Linked DNA regions of Homo sapiens: region 2 is linked to region 1. Evidence: chromatin loops called from intact Hi-C (ENCODE). Cell type or tissue: ovary. All regions are shown on one strand. Links, peaks and the distances in the headings refer to the core of each region. The heading gives the core; the rest is flanking DNA. Region 1 overlaps BTD (biotinidase). Region 2 has its middle 120 kb from the start of GALNT15.

Evidence for each region. Peaks named below come from ENCODE experiments on the same cell type or tissue, not always from the same donor. Only the 100,000 strongest peaks of a DNase experiment are listed, where the experiment ranks them.
Region 2: a loop joins it to region 1, with 4 times the contacts of the local background. A loop is called at or near these places in 23 of 110 quality-filtered maps.

What each region holds. Positions count from the first base shown.
Region 1 is chr3:15,622,153-15,632,911 of GRCh38, reverse strand. The region is part of intron 1 of BTD (biotinidase); the gene reads right to left. Among named protein-coding and RNA genes, the nearest start is that of BTD, 26 kb to the right of the region's middle. In ovary, for the core only: a CTCF peak has its summit at 2,590; a DNase peak (open chromatin) is centred at 2,571; H3K4me3 peaks cover 305 bases; H3K27ac peaks cover 2,096 bases.
Region 2 is chr3:16,054,019-16,064,777 of GRCh38, reverse strand. No RefSeq gene overlaps it. Among named protein-coding and RNA genes, the nearest start is that of GALNT15, 120 kb to the left of the region's middle. RefSeq lists an enhancer at 3,928-5,127. In ovary, for the core only: no CTCF peak of the experiment used is centred there; DNase peaks (open chromatin) are centred at 3,707 and 4,157; H3K27ac peaks cover 2,500 bases.

The sequences.
Region 1 (10,759 bases), core at 1,131-3,630:
CCAAATTAGCAAATGCTGCTTTTCTCTCTTTGGCATCACACATACCTTCTCAGGAAAAAGTAAATAGGGCCTGTGGCAAGGACTCTGAAGGGTTCAGCAGGCAGCAGCGGGAGGTGCTCAGTTGTAAAGTGGCAGGACTAGAGGTAGGGCTGGAGGGGCCCAGGCATCCCCCAGAAGCCTTCCAGCAGCTACCAGGTGCTGGCCCGTGAGGTTATGCACGGGACGACTGGGGTGCGGGGCCTTCCTGGGAACAAGGGGCCCTGGAAGTCATGGGGTTCTTGGAAATACAGCAGCTGACCCATCTTTAGAGCTGGTCAGGACCTGGACCATAAAGAAAATGGTAACTAGAGGTGTGACAAGGTGGCAATGTACTTGCTTTCATTGAAGGGCATCTGACATAGGAGAGTAAACTGCAGGAAGGGTCCAGTGTGAAAGCACAATTGAGGCAACCATGTGCACGCCCTCTGAGATGAGGGCCTTGGCTCGTGGGGTGTACTGAACCCCACTTCCAGGGAACAGCAGAACCAGGAAGGTGCTGGCTTCAGACAGCCATGCAATTCCCAACTGTGGGCCAGCCCCAGGGGTTAGGTGTCAGGGGTCCAACAGTGGACAAGACAGACCCTTCCTCGTGGGGCTCGTGCTCTGGATAACTGTGTGAGATGGTGATTAAGCACAAAGGAGAAATGAGGCAGTGAAGGTGGTAAGGTGAGGCGAGGGGGACAATTTTAAGCAGTGTGGTCAAGGAAGACCTCGATGAGAGGGTGATGTTTGGACCGAGGCCTGAAGGGGGTTCGGGAGGAAATCACGTGGGTCTGCGAGGTGAGAGCACGGCAGGCAGAGAGCCTGAGGCAGGAGCATGCCTCACGGGCGGGTGCAAGAAACAGCAAGGACAGCAGGGGGCTGGAGCCAAGGGGACAAGGAGAAAGTGGCAGCAAAAGGAATCACAGAGAGAGAAATGACAGGGACCTGCTTAGTGGTCTCCTAACATCCCCCTGCATTTGTCCTCATCCTCTTCCATTCTGGACTCATAAGAGCAGCCAGTGAGATCCAGAGAAAGCCTGAGTCTACCAAGGTGCACCTCTGAAACTCTTCCAGTGACTCCCCAGTTCACGTAGCGCAGAAGTCAAAGTCCTTACAATAAGCCAATAGAAAGCATCTGGGAGACAGGAAACACTTGGCAGGTGGGGAGAGATGCAGAGTGGCATCTTGAAGTAAGCATCCTGATCTTGGACGGCCCTACAGAAGCTCTGCTTCTGATTTCATAAGGAAAACATTCCCCCAACACCAGTCCTGATCAGGAAGGTTCTTTCCATCTAATAGGAAAAATCAGTCTCAATTACATGGAAATCTATTTCATGTAAATTTGGTAATATGTCAATCACTAGATATTTTTACACACAAGGGATTTTTCCCCACCTTGCTAAATGATTCATCTTAATAATTAGCTGTGTTTCCTTCCTAGCCATGCTATTACAATAGTGTCTTCTGAAATAAAATGAGAGGGATTATTATTAAGGCATTCTTAATAATTTCAGAGGCAGATACATACATTAAAAAATCTTTAAAAGATAAATAAAACATCTTTTTAATAAAATATCTTGTCATTCTTTACTTGTCAGGGAGAATAGCAATCCTATGATTAGGAAAGGAGGCAGGAAAAGTTGGCAGAGGAGATGTCACATCCTGTGGAACAAAGCCTGAGGGAACTGCTAAGTCATTAGGAACCGGCATAGTATACATTTCTATGTGTAGTGACTGAATGCCAAGAAAAACATTGGGAAGTTCCAACAGTCTTTAAATTATTCTCATGAATTTCGTGACTTCATTGTCTAAATTCTTTTACATAAACAGGAGAAATAATGTCTATCTTCACCTAATTTATATGATCTGAATTTAAAGAAATCACAAAAATGATCTTTTATTTCCCAGAAAGTCTTCTCTTGCCTCTTGTTATCTGATTGTCACATCTGAGTGTGCTGGTCATGAGCTTGTCCGTGACCGGCCCCTGGAACAAGAAGCTCCACAATGGTTCTCGCGTGGGCAGCTTTGTTTAAACCCACCCACTACCAAGACGTTTGATGTCTCATTCGGAAAGTTCAAGGGTAAACACTTGTGAGTGACAGCTGATGATTTAAGCCTGAACTCACCAGCAACTGTGAATAAGTTATCAAGCTAATATGTCCTCTGAGTTGAGGTGGTAAATTGTAATTTCACTTTCAAAAAAAATTCCAGCTATTATTTTAAAAAAAGAGAATGATATACAGAAGTGTAACTGTGCACTGTGCCTTTGATTAGCCAGTTTCTGCTCCATTGGCTAGAATAATTTATCCTAGGAAACCAAATGTGCAATCAAAGGATCTTGACATTTCAACTGAAACACGTTATATCTTTCTTTTCCTCAAATGAGAAACTGCCTTCACAGTTTAAGTCAAATAAAACTTCTTCCTGAAATGCCCAGGTATTTAATGTAAGAAGGCTTTTTTGCACATGGAATTTGAATAACAGTCTGTCTTTCACTTTCTATAGACAGAAGGAACCCCGGCTGAGACTGATTCTCAGACAGTTGCTACTGCCACTCCGTGGACAAACTGAGTATCATTAACCCAAGTGGCTACGCATGTGACCTTAGGTATCGCAATAGCAGAGCCATTCTTAAGCAGTAAATGGATGGCTTTTCCCCCCTTTCCTTCTCCATTTCTAATACTTCATCTATCTCTTTTACAGTTAAACAAGACCCAGAAAGCATCTGACTTTCAAGATTTGAGTTTCATGAAAGCTGTTTTTTACTCACCACACTCCCACGATGGCATCTTTTTGAATTTGTTGCAATTTCATACAATATGACTGGATGTAAAAAGTGACGCTGCCCATTCCCCCTGTGACACACAGCGTCTGCGTGGGGAAATCTGTCTGAATTAAGGGATCTACAATCAATGCCACATTGCATTTTACATGCAATATAAACCGTTTGAATATCCATTATTATTATTTTTTTATCTTCCTGCCACACAAAGCAGAGAAAGCAGATGGTAAAAATTCCATCTTCATGGTGAGGGAAAACTCCAGGACTGGTTAGTAATGATAATGAGACTGGGAGCCAGGTCTCCTGGCTTCTGGTCCAGCCTGCCTAGTGCATGTTGAAGAACCAGGGCAATTTAGTGGTCAAGCTTTAATGACCACTGCGGAGGTGAAACCCTGTCTGTACTAAAAATACAAAAAGTTTGCCGGGCATGGTGGCACGTGTCTGTAATCCCAGCTACTCCGGGAGGCTGAGGCAGGAGAATCGCTTGAACTCGGGCGGCGGAGGTTGCAGTGAGCCCAAATCGCACCATTGCACTCCAGCCTGGGTGACAGAGTGAGATTCCATCTCAAAACAAAACAAAACAACCACCGTGGAGTCTTCAATACGCTGCAGGGGAAATAAGCAGAAATTTCAAGGTAGCTCTCCCAAGGGAGATTCTGGGTGATCAGACCAGAGCAGAGGGTCTCAAATGTAAGCACGCCATCAGAGTCACCTGAAGGCTTGAACACACAGATCTCTGGAGCCCATGCCTGGAAGTTTTGATTGAGTAGGTATGGAATAGGGTCTGAGAATCTGCATTTTATGGCAAATTCCAAGGTGATGCTGATGCTCCTGGTCTGAGTCACACTTGGAGAACCAATTGAGTAGAAGATAGAGGAATGTATATCCTATATTCTGACTCCTATTGTTCCCTTATGTCAAAGAAAGTTATGAGTCAGAAACATCATCTTCATTTCTCAGGTGCCTCTCCAATAGGGCTGATGGAATCTGGGCAGATTTCAAAGTATTTCTACCATATTTAATGAAAATAAGCAGCAAAGAAAGCATTAAACACTCAAACTAGAAGGAAAAATCTCCCCTAAACAATTTGATGCAGGTCAGTTAAAGGACTCAGTGCTTGTCTTAGCTATGGCAGGAATACCATTGAAGAACCAGGTTGTTATTGGTTTTTACTTAAATAAAATTCCTGATTTAAAAAAAGGTGGGGGGCAATATGGTAGACTAGATAATCTGAAAAATGTTTCAACCATATCCTGCAAAAATGAAACAGATTATTTTTAAATGCATATTTGAGTTTGCAGGAAAGTTAAAGGAAATCTTCGGTGGTCGAAAATGAACTGTGAAAAAGTCTTAAACTATTGATTGGAGACCTTGACCAGGCAGCAAGGAAAATACACACACATAAAGCTTTTCCACTGTCAGTCAGTCCTGGGACACATGAATGGTGGGGGCACTTCTAGCTACTCTGTTCTTCTGGAATGCTTATGGCTTCCAAAAACCATCGTCAAATTCTCTGAAATGAGTTTCAATGAGTGTCAGCAAGGTATTGCTTTTAAAAGCCTTTGGGAAATTTCTTACCCATTTCCTTCTTGGACTACCTTAAAGAACACCTTCTAGATAATGTGGACCTGAGGGCTTGACATCCAGAAGAAAAAGAACCAGTGCATGGAAAATGTGATGTCCTAGAACTACGTGTCAAAATTTTCAGGGAAGATGTGCTCAGAAATGTGGGCCATGTAATGGCTTTGTGATTATTAAATGTATGATGGACACAATATTGCTGATTGTATAGTGCACACAACATCTCTAGATGTATGGTGGATGCAACATAACTGTATGATGGATACAACCTCTCTAAGCCTGTGGTGGATACAGAATCTCTAAGCTTGTGGTGGATGTAACCTCTCTAAGCATGTGGTGGATACAATGTCACTACATCAAGTCCCATTACCCTTGTGCTCATCTCTGCCAGTACTCAGGAGTGAAAAATGCAGATGGAGATGCTCAGGATGCAAAGAGTGGAGAACAATGTGGTGGGTAATAGGGCCAAGGAACCCTGTTCCCCAAATCAAAAGAATAACCCTTGGGGCTGGGCATGGTGGCTCATGCCTGTAATCCCAGCACTTTGGGAGGCCAAGGTGGGTAGATCACCTGAGGTCAGGAGTTCAAGACCAGCCTAGCCAACATGGTGAAACCCCAACTCTACTAAAAGCACAAAAAATTAGCCAGGCGTGGTGGCAGGCACTGTAATCCCAGCTACTTGGGAGGCTGAAGCAAGAGAATAGCTTGAACCTCGGAGGCAGAGATTGCAGTGAGCCGAGATCGTGCCATTGCACTCCAGCCTGGGCAATAAGAGCGAAACTCCATCTCAAAAAACAAAACAAAACAAAACAAAAGAATAACCCTTAATAGGATAGGCTAGAAACACTGACGCTGGATGATAGTAGAAATTATGAAAGAAACAATTTAAAAAGCTAAAGTAAACCACAGTGCTGGAAATAACACATCAAAGGCCACCTTCTCTCATGCAGAGGCCAAGAGGCATATATTTAGGAGTGGCATAGTCAAAATTACCAAGAGAGGCCAGGCACAGTAACTAATGCCTGTAATCCCAACACTTTGGGAGGGTGAGGCAGGAGGATTGCTTGAGCCCAGGAGGTTGAAACTAGCCTGGGCAACATGGAGAAACACTGTCTCTACCAAAAAAAAATTTTTTTAATTAGCTGGGCATGGTGGCATGCACTTGTAGTCCTAGCTACTCGGAAGGATGAGATGGGAGCATCACTTGAGCCTGGGAGGCAGGGGTTGCGGTGAGCTGTGATTGCAGGACCCTGTCTTAAGAGGAACAGCAAAAAGCAGGCAAATGGGTCCTGGTGCCGTAGCTTCTGAGAACCTGTGGAGGTGCTCTTGATCCATGCGTGGTGGGAAGCACGGTGAGCCGGCATGCCGTGGCTGCTCAGGGGTGTTCGGTTGGAGGGCAGAGCTCAATCAAGAATGATGGTAACCTTTCCAGATCTGTTCACCAACTTGGCTGTCTTCTTCACCCATGGCATGGCAGATGTGTAGAGAAATGATTAGTATCTCTATCTTTGCCTTTCTTCCTGGAGGCATTGGACATTTTGGTTTTCTTCTGCTTTGGTCAAATGAGTAACTATTTGCATGCCTTTTTTCCTCTGACAGACGGTTCCAAGTCAGCCATAGCTGCATTCTGGTTCTAACACAAGTGCCATTGCCTTGTGCCATCTAGAGTCTCAGTAGGACAGACATATGACTAGCTCCCCTATGTCCTATAGCTTCTTTTTCTTTTCTTTTCTTTTTTTTTTTTTTTGAGACAGGGTCTTGCTCTGTTGCCCAGGCTGGAGTACAGTGGCATGATCATACATAGCTCACAGCAGCCTCAAACTCCTAGGCTCAAGTGATCCCTCCCCAACAGCCTCTCAAGTAGCTGGGACTACAGGTGCATGCTACCATGTGTGACTAATTTTTTAATTTTTTGTAGAGATGGGGTCTTGCTATGTGACTCAGGCTAGTCTCGACTCCAGGCCTGAAGCAATCCTCTCACCTAAAGTGCTGGGATTACAGCTGTGAGCCACCATGCCTGGCCTCTGTCCTACAGCTTTACCTGGCATGAGTGTCTGAGTCCTCCAGAGGTGGGGCTCCCTGAGGGTGCTGGGAGTACAGGATTGGGTAATGGAGGTTTCAGCGTCTTCCATGATAGTTGTAGGTGCAACATTCCTCAGCATTAGAGGCAAAGCAGAGGATCATCTAGCTCCTTTTGTGAAGAAGTTACTCTTAAAGTAGAAGGAGACTGCTACCCATAGCCAGGATTTCACCCAAATCTATTCTGACCAAAAGCCCACATGCTTTTTAATGCAACCACACTCAAAATAGTGGTGGTGGTGGGGGAGGTTGATTGAATATGATACTGGGATGGATGAATAACAACAGGAATAATAGCATCTTAGGCCATACACAAAAATAAACTCAAAATCAGAAGTTGAATATCAAATGTTAGAAAAGCTAGCATAAATTAGAATTAGGTATCAGATACTTGAAACAACTTTCTAAAATTTGGAACAGTTGAAATAAAAGAAGAAACAGATTGACAAATTAAAATGTACATGCAAAAAATAAACATCAAGACAACACTTATAAACAGGCAATGAACAAGAACAGATTTTAACAAGAAAATAAATCATAAACAAACACTTTGGAAGGCTTTGAACTTATATGCAAAATAAAAAATTAAAACTGGGCCAGGCGTGGTGGCTCACGCCTGTAATCCCAGCACTTTGGGAGGCCGAGGCAGGCAGATCACGAGGTCAAGAGATCGAGACCATCCTGGCTAACACGGTGAAACCCCATCTCTACTAAAAATACAAAAAATTAGCTGGGCGAGGGGGCGGGTGCCTGTAGTCCCAGCTACTTGGGAGGCCGAGACAGGAGAATTGCTTGAACCCGGGAGGTGGAGATTGCAGTGAGCCGAGATCGCACCACTGCACTCCAGCCTGGCATGAGAGTGAGACTCCGTCTCAAAACAAACAGAAAAAACAAAACAAAACAAACAAACAAACAAAAAACAACTCCAGAGGGACCCAGTCTTAGATGGAGGCACCCGCACTTTTGTAGGTTTTACCTCTAGGAGTTCTACCAGGTTCTCACAATGAAGACTGGAGAAAAAAATCCTCCCATGCTTCTGCCAGAGGAAGAGGGAAAGGAAACAAAGCATTCTGGTCTTTAGCAGGCCTCTCCTCCAGAGAAACTATTTTTACCTATTGGGGTTTTATCAAAGCTTAACTGACCTGGGGGAAGGGAAATACCCAACTCTAGCCCCATTCTGTCCCGCCTGAGTGGGGTTGGGGGCTGAGAAGCACTTGTAAAGTTCACAGTCCATAAACACAGGCTCCCTAAAGATCCCTAAAGACAATAGAACACATTCCCTCCCACCACATTTCAATTAAATGCCTTTTTACTGCTGTTCCTTTACTTAGTACATCGAGTCCAACTTCCAACAAAAAATTACAAGGTATACTAAAAGGTAAAAAATTGAGTTTGAAAACAGAGCAGGCATCAGAACCAGAGTTAGGCCAGGTGCGGTGGCTCATGGCTGTAATCCCAGCACTTAGGGAGGCTAAGGAGCTTAAGGCCAGGAGTTCAAGACCAGCCTGGCCAACATGGCAAAACCCTGTCTTTACTAAAAATACAAAAATTGGCCAGGCTTGGTGGCACACGCCTATAGTCCCAGCTACTTGGGAGGCTGAGGCACGAGAAATGCTGGAACCCAGGAGGCGGAGGTTGCAGTGAGCTGTTATCACACCACTGCACTCCAGCAGTGACAGAGGGAGGTGACAGAGGGAGACTTTGTCTCAAAAAACCTCCCAGAAGAACCAGAGTCAGATATGGCAGGGATGTTGTAATTATCAGACTAGCAATTTAAAATAAATATGATGAATATGCCACAGGCTCTACTGAAAAAAAAAACAACAGCCAACATGCAAGAACAGATGGGTAATCTAAGCAGGGAGATGGAAATTCTAAGAAAGAATAAAAAAAGAAATGCCTGAGATTAAAAAACACTAACAGAAATGAAGAATCACTTTAATGGATTCATTAGTAGATTGGACATGGCTGAGGAAGGAATCCCTGAGCTTGAGAATATGACAATAGAAATGCCCAAAACTGAAAAGCAAAGAGAAAAAAGACTGAAAAAAAGAAAAAAATCAACAAACAGTGGACTACAAAAGTTATAAATATGTACAATGGGAATACCAGAAGGAGAAAGAATAGAAGCAATATCTGAGGCAATAATGACTGAGAATTTCCCCAGATTAATATCAGACACTAAACCACAGACCCAGGAAGCTCAGAGAACACCAATCAGGTTAACTGCCAAAAACGAAAATAAAAAATAAAAAAATCTACATGTAGGCAAATCATATTCAAATTACAGAAAAGCAAAGATAAAGAAAAAATCCTGAAAGAAGCCAGAGGGAAAAAACATCTTATCTATAGAGGAGCAAAGATAAGAAAGATATCTGACTTCTCAGAAATCATGTAAACAATAAGACAGTGATGTGAAATATTTAAAGTGTTGAGAGGAAAAAAGTACCAGCCTAGCATTGTGCGTCTGTATTAGTCCATTCTCACACTGCTATAAAGAACTACCTGAAGCTGGGTAATTTATGAAGAAAAGGGGTTTAACTGACTCACAGTTCCACAGGCTGTACAAGAAGCATGGCTGGGAAGCCTCAGGAAACTTAGAATCACGGCAGAAGGGCAAAGGGGAAGCAAGCACATCTTCACATGGTGGCAGAAGATGGAGAGAGCTAAGTGGGAAGTGCTACACGCTTTTAAACAACCAGATCTCATGAGAACTCTATCATGACACAACACTAGAGGGATGGTGCTAAACTGTTAGAAACCATCCACATGATCCAATCACCTCCCACCAGGCCACACAACTCAACATGAGATTTGGGTGGGAACACAGAGCCAAACCATATAAACATCCTACAAAATTAACCTTCAAAAGCAGAGAAATAAGATACTTTCAGACAAAATCATGTGACAAAATCACATAAAATGTTCAATTAAAACACCAAAACTCAGAAAAAGACTGGAAGACAAAAACAGGAACTACGAACAAAGGCAGCAAGTAGAAAAAAGTAACAAATATGATAGATAATAATCCAACTATATCAATAATCACTTTAAAAGTCAATGGTATAAATATATCAATTCGAAACAAGAGATCATTACAGTAGATAAAAAACATGACTCAACTATATGTTGTCTACAAGAAACCCACTTTATAAAGACACATGTAGATTGTGTAGTAAATGGATGGACATACCATCCTAATAGTAACTGATATGGTTTGGCTGTGTCTCCACCCAAATTTCACCTTGAATTGTAGTAATCCCCATGTATCAAAGGTGGAGCCAGGTGGAGATAATTGAATCATGGGAGTGGTTTCCCACATACTGTTCTCATGGTAGTGAATAAGTCTCATGAAATCTGATGGTTTTATAAATGGAAGCTCCTCTGCACAAACTCTTGTCTGCTACCATGTAAGACATGCCTTTGCTCCTCATTTGCCTTCTGCCATGATTGTGAAGCCTCCCCAGCCATGTGGAACTGTGAGTCCATTAAACCTCTTTCCTTTATAAATTACCCAGTCTCAGGTATGTCTTTATTAACAGCATGAAAACAGACTAACATAGTCATTAAGAGAAAGCAAGAATAGCTACATAAATTTCAGACAGAGCTGACTTTAGACCAAGGAAAGTTATCAGGATTAAAAAGTGGGTCACAAAATGATAAAGGGGTTAATTCAACAAGAAATAAAAATCCTTAATGTGCATTGTGCCAACAATGGAACATCAAAATACATGAGGCAAAAATGGACAGAACTGCAAAGAGAAACAGATGTATCCACTATTATAACTGTAAACTTCAACACCCCTCTATCAGTAATGGATAAAATCCAGAATGCAGAAAATCAGTAAGGACATAGTTGAATTCAGTAGCACCATCAATCAACTGTATACAAGGGACATCTATAGACTACTTCATCTAATAACAGCAAAGTACAGACTCTTCTCAAGCTCACATGGAACATTTACCATGACAAAACACACTGTGAGCCATAAAACACAACTTAACAGATTTAAAAGAGTAGAAATAATACAATATCTGCTCTCAGACCACAGTAGAATTAAACTAAAAATCAATAACATAAATTTAGCAAGAAATACCCAAAATACTTGGAAATAAAACTGCACAGTTTTAAATAACAAATGGGTCAGAAAAGAAATCTCAAGAGAAATGTACAAAAGAATTAAGATATAAGATCAGTAGTCTAAAGTTTTACTTCAAGAAACTAGAAAAAGAAGAGCAACTTAATTCCAAAGTAAGAAGAATGACAGAAATAATAAACACTAGAATAGAAATCAA
Region 2 (10,759 bases), core at 2,771-5,270, 430 kb before region 1:
ATTAATCTTCCCCTTGCACATTGCTTCACTAAGATCCAAAGTGACACAAAACTAACTCCAGGAGTTCACACCAAGGAGGATGGAAAAACATACCCCTGCCAGAGCTAAGGAAAGGAGCTCTCTCCAGGCAAGGGGGCCATTTCATCAGGGGAAGTGTCAGCACCGCCCTCCAACCCATCGCTGCACCCCAAGAGCACACATGAAAGCAGCATCCCACAGGCCTCCCTAGCGTGTCTGAACACAGTCCTGAAAGAGTGCTTTACAAATTTCTGGACATCCAAGCAGAAGCGACATGCCTAGGAAGTATGGGGGCTGAGAAGGAGGGTCAGCCAACCACATGAGCCCTGTCTTGTGCCCCAAAGCCTCCATCAGAGACTAGACCTCAACTTTTTTTTTTTTTTTTTTTTTGACATGGAGTCTCGCTCTGTCACCCAGGCTGGAAGACAGCGGCTGATCTCGGCTCACTGCAACCTCCACCTCCCAGGTTCAAGTGATTCTCCTGCCTCAGTCTCCTGAGTAGCTGGGATTACAGCCGCATGCGCCACCATGCCCAGCTAATTTTTGTATTTTTAGTAGAGATGAGGTTTCACCATGTTGGCCAGGCTGGTCTTGAACTCCTGACCTCAGGTGATCCCCCCTGCCTTGGCCACCCAAAGTACTGGGATTACAGGTGTGAGCCACTGCACCCAGCCAGATCTCAACTTTTTTATTCAGTTTCCCTCCAGCCATGAAGGATGATCTTTGAAGTGGACTCCTTCAGTCCAGCCTGACAGCCCATCCAGATCTGGGTACCCAGATTTCAAATGGATGCCCTCCACATTTATAGAACCAAATAAACAGGGAGGGAAGAAGCTAGCAGGAACTGCTATCCCAGAATCCAGTTGGGATTGACCAGAAAGTGCACTGAAGCCTTCCCAGTGTTTGGCAGAAAATCAGCCTCCTTGATCAATGGGATGGTTGTTTTGCTGCTGACAAGCTAGCTATTGATGGTGCCAGCTGGCCTTTCCTTTCACACCAAGGCGGAGCTGGGAGCTGAAGGGTAAGGCAGGCATCTGGAAGTGCACATCCTGGCTCTAGACACTCTTCCTGCTGCTTCAAGGGTGCTGGCCCAGAAAAGAAAGAAAAGACGGAATAAGATGCTCTTAACCTGTGCATCTCTCCCTCCAAGGGCAAGTGGTAAAGGGAACATGAGGCTGGCTCTAGTCCAGGCTCTACAACTCAAGTTGAGACAGAGTTTCGCTCTTGTTGTCCAGGCTGGAGTGCAACGGCACCATCTCGGCTCACCACAACCTCTGTCTCCCGGGTTCAAGCAATTCTCCTGCCCCAGCCTCTGGAGTAGCTGGGATTACGCCTGGCTAATTTTTTGTATTTTTTAGTAGAGATGGGGTTTCTCCATGTTGGTCAGGCTGGTCTTGAACTCCCAACCTCAGGTGATCCGCCCACCTCAGCCTCCCAAAGTGCTGAAATTACAGGCATGAGCCACCATGCCCGGCCCCACCTCTTCTCTTGAATTGCTCCCCGTGACAGACTGATCTGGAAACCCCTTTGTCATCAATGGGTCCTCCCTGCACTTTACCTCTATCTCCTTCATCCATATGTCTCTGTCAGAGACACCATTCAGTCATCCATTCACTCAGCAAACATTTAAGGAGACTTGGCCACAGTAGTGAGTGAGACTGATGTGACACTGCCTCATGCCACCTGCAGCCTGGCTTCTGCCCTTGTTCGAGCCCTCCCCACAACTTGTCTGAACCGTTGCCATTGACAGGTCTCCTCACCATCATTCTGTCTTCCCTCTACTCTGTCCCCACAGCTGCCAGAGAAATCTTTCTAAGGAGCGGCTTTGACCATATTACTTCCTCCCTCTTTCTTAGTCCCAATGTGTTATCTATAAAAACTCAGAAGGATAAGCAACATCACAGCATTGAGGTGAAGATAAAAGGAGATCATATTCTGTGAACACCCTTGGCTCCACAATAGGTATTTAAGAACAATTTGTTGAATTCATCTGATTTGTTTGGCTTTTGTCGGTTAGCAAGATGCCAGTAACCAGTGAGTGGCTTACTAGATCCCAGGTGCTGAGCCAGGCATTTTGTGTACATCATTTCTTTTCATCTTCTCATCAATTCTGTAAGGAAGGTTCTTTTCACTACACCCATTTTGTGCCTAAGAAAACTGCAGCCCAGAATGTTAAAGTAATCTGTCCATGGCCCCTTCTAGAAAGAAGGCAGAGCTAAGACTCAACTCTAAGTTCTGGTTTCAAAGTCTAACTCTAATGCTATGGAGCCTCTCTCAAGAGTTTCCTTTTTTGTAAACATAATGTTGGGGGTCTCCTCTCCTCGAGAAATGCCTGGAGAATTAAATGAGTTATATTTTAATGAGCTTGGAGGGCATCATCTCCAACCATCTCATTTTATAGATGAGAAAACCGAGGTCCAGGGAGGCAACTTACCCAAGACCCAGCAGCTGGTGCCAGAACCTGGAACAGCAGGTTCCAGTTCTGACACCCCCATGCTCTATTGTGAAAAACAGCAGGCATACAGAAAATAAAACTGCTTCATGGAATATCAAAAAACAGTCTTGCAACCACCAGCCATGTCAAAAAAGAGAACATTCCAGCATCCCAGGAACCCCCTCTCATACTCCTTTCCCTTCTAAAAGTAACCAATATCCTGACTTTTATGGGAATCATTTACTTGTTTTTCATTATAATATGATACATATATCCTATATATCACCAAACTATGCATTCCTAAGCACTATGGTTTAACTTTTCCTAACTTTGAGTTTTACAGTGTAACACCACAGTGCATACTCTTTTGTGTGTAACTTTTTTTCCTGAATATTTTGTCTGTGTTTCAGCCATGTTGCATGCAGCCGTAGTTCATTCATTTTCATGGCTGTATAGTATTTGCACTCATTGAATTGTGTCCCCCAAAAAGTTCACATCCACATAGAACCTCAGAAAGTGACCTCATTTGGAAACAGGACCTTTGCAGATGTAATCAGTTAAAATGATTCATACCGGATTGGGGGGCCCTTAATCTGATGACTGTTGTCTTTATAAGATGTTCATGTGAAGACATTGAGAGAAACAGGGAGAGTACCATGTGAAGATGGGGGCAGAGATGGGAGTGATGACAGCTACAAGCCAGGGAATGCCAAGGATTGCAGGCAAAGACCAGAAGCTGGGAGACAGGCATGGAGCAGATTCTCCCCGAGAACCTCCAGAAGGAACCAACCCTCCTGATACCTTGATTTTACACTTCTAGCCTCCTCAATTGTGAAATGATAAATTCCTGTTATTTTAAGCCACACAGTTTGTACTAATTTGTTATGGCAGCCCTAGGAAATGAATATAGTATTCCACTGTATAAACAGCTGCAGTTTACTTATAAATATACCACCATTTCTTGATCCATTCTGACGTTGATGTCGTTTGGTTAGTTTCTCATTTGGAGCTATTATGAGCAATGCCACTGTGAACATTGTTGTTCATGTGTCCTGGTGCAAGGATGTGCACTTCTCTGGATGACATGCCTCCACTGCCACCCTGCTTCCTGAGCAGTCAGCCCTCTATGGCTATAGCAGTAGAAATTCTGGGTCCTGGTAATGAAACAACTCAGATAAAGCAGAAAAAGACAACAGTGCAGCTAGCCAGAGCCCTGCTGGTGATGCACCCTCTGATTCACTGCAGCTCCAGCCAAGCTTCTCCTGCATGAATTCTCCATTCCTCCATCCCTGACCTTGCTGTGGCCCTGACTCCAGCAATCACTACCTCCCACTGACAGGGGAGGATCCTCTCCCTGATTTTGGCTCTGCCCTGCCTCCACCAGAGTCTCTACACCCCCTTTAGTCCCTTTCTTTTTTTTCTTTTTTTTTTTTTTTGCTAGCTGATCGAGTTTGGAACTGGTCTGTTCTTTGTTGCCCCCCTGGACTCAGCCATAGCATCTCAGACCAAAAGTTCCTAACAATGGTCCCTCCTTGCAAGGAGAGGCTTCCTGAATTATTTTCTCCCCCATTTACCAGGAAATCCACTGATTTTAGAGATTTTCCACCCCTAAGGACAGTAAGAACCTGAGGGCAGAGAGTGTAAGGCATCACGGGGCAGGAGAGGTGAGCATCTATGTGGTGGAAGCTGGGGTGCCGATGCACGTGGCTGCAACAGCATCTCCCAGTGGCCAAGTCACAGGGGAAGAAAAGAATGTTTGTGTCAACCACCAAAGGGCTGAGGTAAACAGTTGTCTTCACTCACTGCCCATTCCTGAAGATGAGTCACTTCCCAAACTTCCAGAGCTGTGACGACAATTGTTTATCTGACATGGACATTGAGCTTGTTTTCATTGCTGCAATACCATCTCAAAGCACACTGGGTTGTCCTTCTTCTGAGTAACAACATCCTCTTATTATGAATTCTGTATTTCATTTGGACCCACCTTCTTAGCATTTGTATTACTCCGTACAACTTGTTCTAGGAAATTGTGAAAATAGCAATATTGAGGTAAATAGAATTCTTTTTCTTTTTCATTTATTTTTAGGAAAATCTTACTGCTTTGATTTTAAAATCTGATGACAAATCTGTGGTTAACCCCACCCATCACTGTGCTGAAGAAAGAAATTGGATATTTTTTCTGTGGAATTTCAGCAGTCAATACTCTTTCCTTATTGCTCAAAGTCCTCCCACAGAGAAGTTCTGGGGAAATAGAGAGAAGGCAAAGGGTGGCAGTTGGGAGCCAAAATGCTTAGAGTTATAGTAAATGCAAAATGTGTTAAAAAGAACCTTGAGCTTTCAGTGGTACCACTGTCTTATATCCAACTCACAGAGCAATGTGGTGGGGGATGTATCAGGCAAGGTTCAATCAAGGAAGCATGACCACGATGAATGATGTAGAAAAACACAGATTTGCAATAGAGATTGGACCTGGAGTCATGATGGGAGCTGGTGGAGATGTCTGTGCAAGGCTGTTCCCTCTGCATTTGGTGGGCCAATCCTGAAGTTGCTATGGGTCAGCAGGCCAGGCTGTTTGGATGGAAAGCTGGGCATGAAGTGCAAAAAAGCAAGGAAAACGAAAATCTGTGAAGACAAAGAGGAATCCATAAGGACCAACTGAAATCCACAGGGACCAACTGCAAGTCATATCTGTCTTCTACCATCTCAATCTCAACCACATCGGTGACCCGCAAGCTGGGATCCTCCATCATGGAGTGACACACACTCCTGGCCAGAGCAGCTACAGGAGGAGGTCCAGAAGGAGGAGAGGAGGTGCAGGCCCAGCTGCTGCCCTGTGTAGGTCCGTGATGAGTGAAGACTGCAGCAGCCCCTTGTGTCCGACACCGACCTCCAGACAGTGATGGCTGATGCTCCACATTCACCTTCCAAATCTCACGCAGATTCCTCACATGGCACTCCTAATCTAGACCATACAGGGGAAGGAATTCTGGGAAATGTAGTTCTAGTAGCTAAGTTGACACAATACAAAACCATCACAGTGGTGGAGTCAGAAATACCAGGCAGATAGTTAAGTATGGTGCTCCCTTCTAGAGGCACCACTAAGCTAACACGCATACACTGCTTACAATGTGCCAGACACTCTTCCCAGCACTTGACACACACCAACTCATTCAATCCTCTGAACAGCCTGATGAAGTAGTTACTTTCATTATTCCTATTTCATAGATGAAAAGCTAAGGCACAGAGAAGACCACAAAGATAGTAAGAGGCAGACAAATTCTAGCATGATAGTGGTCATACTGGGCAGCCCTTCATCTGTACTTTTTATGGCCTGCTATTTTTAAATCCTGAATCCTGCTTTCTTCTAGTTTTCTGTTTTAATATGCTGTTCCCTCTCTGTCAGATCTGGGGGCCCTGACTGAATTTTCTTATGAGTGAATTATTCTGGTATGACTATAGCTCTCCTCTTCCCTGTAATCCATGTGAAAAGAAATGTATGTCTTTTCTCATATTGTCTTAATTCCAGGATAAAAATTTCTGCCTGAAAATAACTCACCTAAGTATTAACTAGGTTTATTTCTCAAGATCATATAAGGAAGTGATTAAGAGTATGGAATTTAGAGGCAGATTTGAATTCCATCTGCACTGGTCACTAGCTGAATGATCCTGGTCAAGTCATAGGCAAATTGGCTATTATTATTATTATTATTTGTAGCAGCCATTTATTGCTGGGTAACAAATCAACCCAAAACTCGGTGACTTAAACAACAATCATTAATTCTTGCTTGTGTGTTCAAAGGTTGGGTGTGGTTCTGTTAATCTAGTCTAGCATCAGCTAGGTATCTCTGAAGCAAGTTGAAGGTACAGCTGGGCTTGGCTCCTCACTGATTTGGGGCTCATGTCTACTCCATGTGTGTTCATCATTGCTAGGAGGCAGGAGCTTCCCAGGACAAGCTCTTCTCATGGTAATGGTAGAGATACAAGACAGGCAAACAGAATCAAGTACTGTCACTTAAGACAGACCCAAAACTTTGCCATATTATCACTTTCACTCACATTCCATTGGCTAAAGCACAAGTCTAGGTCAGGGAAGTACAAATATAGATAGTAAATATAGATGGCAAAGGGTGTGGACAGAGGGAGGAAATAATTAGAGTCAATAATTTACAATATTATTAAAAAGCAAATAGCTCTCCTGAGGTTCCCCTTTTAAGTATATTTCTAGATATCAGAAGTTTAACTTTGAGAAGAAATGCAAAAGTGAGTGGATATTTCAGATTGGATAGTTGATTAGGTGGATGACATTCAGAGAAGAATTTGGAGCATATTTTCCTGCTCTCCTTGCAATCACTTTAGGTCAAATTCTGCTGTGTGACATCCATCCTATATTCCTGTGATCCGTTGACATAGGTCCAGTCATTGATGTTGTTTACATATTGAAATCCTTCCCAGCATCAGTTCTGGGTTTGGCCTAGAGAACCAAAGACCCATTTTAGGCTCTCACCATCTCCCATTCCCTTACTACACATCTCACTCAAGGACATTTTGGCCGGGCGCGGTGGCTCACGCCTGTAATCCCAGCACTTTGGGAGGCTGAGGTGGGAGGATCACGAGGTCAGGAGATTGAGACCATCCTGGCTAACACGGTGAACCCCGTCTCTACTAAAAATACAAAAATTAGCCGGGCGTGGTGGAGGGCGCCTGTAGTCCCAGCTACTCGGGAGGCTGAGGCAGGAGAATGGCGTGAACCCGGGAGGCGGAGCTTGCAGTGAGCCGAGATTGCGCCACTGCACTCCAGCCTGGGTGACACAGCAAGACTCCATCTCAAAAAAAAAAAAAAAAAAAAAATTTATCCCACCAACAGAATTTGGACCACAATTCTCAAGGATTTTAGGGACAGACTGGGCCTCTAGGGAGAAAAGTCTGTTTCATCCTTGTGACTGAGTTACATCAGAAGCACACAGGTTGAATTTCCTGATTTCTAAGTATCTGCCTCCGGTGTCTTATTTATTTGTCAATGTATCATTTTTTTAAAAAAGAAAAAAAAGGTTTTGTTTCCATGATGAGATATGTCATCTACATTTATTCTCTTGGGTGAGCTTTATTCATTTTTTTTCTCCTAGAAAAAAAATTTAAGCATTTTTTAGAGCAGAATTAACGTTGGTCCGCTGAGTTCCCAGTAAATGAGGCAGCCCTCCCCCAGAGTAGCATCAAATCAAAACCAAACCCTGTTACCCATTGTCCACTACAGTATAAGCTCCTTGAGGAAAACAAGTCATGTTGTCTTCATGTTTCTATATGTACAGGGCCTGGCACAGTTGAAGCTCAAAATATCTTTGTTAATTAAATGACTAAATTCCAGGCCTCTGTGACAGAGTCCATTGTAACAAGACTTCAAAAAACAAGAACACTGTCATGTTGCATGGCTGTGGATGTAGGTTCTCATAGGAGACATTTTTTAGGGAAGAATTAATTCTTGGCAAAATTATGACATGGTCATAAAATTGTTTTCAGGTCTCAGCGTCTCAACTGTGTGGTCACCTCAAAGCCCTGCTACCCTATATCCCTCTGGTTTCTTCCCATGATGCAAAAATGTAGGTAGGGTTCAGGGACATTCATTTATTTTTTTATTCACATTGGTTTATTGAGCATCTATTATATGCCAAGCACTATGTGTTAGGTTTTAAGAATTAAAAAAATTAAATATAGCATGGCAACTGCCCTTAGGGAGTTAATAGTTTACTGACAGATATATACATGTAAGCTGACCATTATTACACAACATGACAAATTCCCAGATACTGTGGGAATTCAGATGGGATATTCCTAGTCCTTCCTGGAAGAGGTGACATCTGAAATGATTCTTGCTGGACAAATAAGAGTTGAGAATGAGGTGCGGTTCCAGGAGAAAGAACAACATGTACAAAGACTTAAGCTGGAGAGCAATGAACATTCTTGGAACACCATGGAGCTCAGCGTGACTGGGGAAAGGGGTGTGAGTCTGGGTGTGACCAGAGATGTGGCCAGAGAGGGAATCATAGCTGGATCATGCCTGTCAACTCTTAAGGCCTGCTGAGAAGTATTGATTTATCCTTAGGACAATGGGCAGTCACTGAAATTTGTAAACAGAAAAATGACCTGATCAGATTTGTGATTTTAAAAAGGTATAGACTTGAATCAGGGAGACCAATTAACTGAGATCGCCACAATTATCCAAACAAGAGGCCCCTGTCTAGAGGTTCCTGCATAGTGACAGGTCAGTTGCAGTGCAGGGTTTCACCTGCGAATACCCTGCGTGAGCTCTGGTCTACGTGCCTTTGACACATTACAAGCTTTGGCCACTCTACTCACACTTGACTTGAATTTCCGCCTTTGGTGATTATTTTTTCCTGCCAGGTTTGAAGTTGACAGCTTCCAGTGTTTGATAGATTTTTGGTACATCGCTTTCAGACTTTTTATTTCCTTTTAAGTAGAAAACTGTGGGGATTTTTCATACTTGAAACGCAAGATTGCATGAATGACTTAGTTCAAACTTCTCCCAAAATATTGACTTTGGGTAAAGACCAAATCTGAATTTCAGGCTGGAGCACAAAAACAGGTTTGGACATTGTTGTTGTTTCTTCTCTTTGAAAAGAAGGAAAAAAGGAAAAGTGTGAGCAAAGCAAAGAGAAGCAGAAAGTGAAAGGAAAGGGGAGAGAGAAAGCAGGAGGTTTTTCATTTCACCGTTCAAAGAATTAGCATCCGAATAATAAATAATATCCATGTGAACTTCCCTCATTCTATAGGAAACAACAATGCCAAATTCTGAACCTTCTGAGCAAAATGTCACAGACTTAATGTTCCCTATCGACACATGAATTGACTCCGGTTCCCTCCCTTCCCTGCCTTTCTATGCCTGCAGTCTCTCCCTAAATCACCACCACCACGATAGGGTCAAGTGTGGCCTCGGCTGCCTGTCACTGGGATAGAAAGGATTTCTCTTCTATTGATTCTCCAAAGAAACAATTATCAAGTAAAATGAAAATTTCATTTTCAATTTTCATAGGCCTACAGCCCTTGCTATCTGTATCTGATTCTGAAGTTCTATAAGGCTGAATATGATGCATTCAGTGTAATCTATTTACTGTCCCTTGCAAGGTTAACTATTACTGCATAAAACCACTCTAAAGCTTAGGGACTTTGAACAAAACAGTTTGCTATTTCTCACAATTCTGTGGGTTGATCCGGTGTGTGAATACTTCACTGGGTTTGGCTGGGGTAAGGTGTGTGTATACTAAACTAAGGTTGGCTGGGGGCATTGGGATTGTTAGAAGGCCCTAAATGGCTTCACTCACATAAATGTCAATTAGTGCTGGCTGTCAGCTGGGAGCTCAGCTGGGGCTGCTGGTTGGAGGCCTCAGTTATCCAGTTTGGTTTCTCACATGGCTAATTGGGCTTCCTTGCAGCACAGTAGCTGGGTTCCATGAAGGGGTGTTCCAACAGGTGGATGCTGCAGTTCTCTTATATAAAGTACTTCTGCTCTGTTCTGTATGTTAAAGCCATCCACATAGTCAGTCCAGATAAAGGAGAAAGAAAATGGCAAGGACATACCATAAATGCATGTGGGAATGAAAGATATAATTGGCAGAAAGAAAAAGCCAATAGGAAGAGGTTACATTGAACAGCTAACCTCTAAGTGTTTAGATCTGGATGGTACAGGATCAGACTCAGTTGTCCCTGGGGAATGTTCAGTGAGTAGCTAAGAACTAAGCCCTTTGTAAAAAGCCTCATTAGGTTCATAGCCTGTGAGATGATCATATATATCCTTTCTCTAAGAATTCTGTCAGTCTCTTTAATTTTGGCACAGTACACAATACACAACTTGATCCTGATGAAAGTAGTTATTACAGTTTCCTTCAAAATAAGTTGCCAAGCTCTAGGTCATAAGACCCTGGCCACAACTGATTGAACCAGGAGTCCAGGCCAAGGAAGCTGGACCTAAGGGAGACCAGCAGCCAATAACAAAGCCTAGTGTGAGACTCTGACCAATAGGACCACTTCTTATTAGATAGTATTAATCAACATACCCAGATCCTCACCCTTGGGAATTTTTAATGCAAAATGAATTAAGAGAGGGATAGAAAAGCAGAAAGATGTTCATGATGAGGCACTGAGAGAGAGAAGCCCATTCAAAAAGCTACTGAGTCATGAGGGTGACAGAATTAATGGAGTAGAAAAAAATTGATTTCAATTCTGTGGGGACAAGATATTTGGGGCACCAGTGCAACCACTGGGACTAGTGTTGAACACATTGTGGTTTTCTCTGGG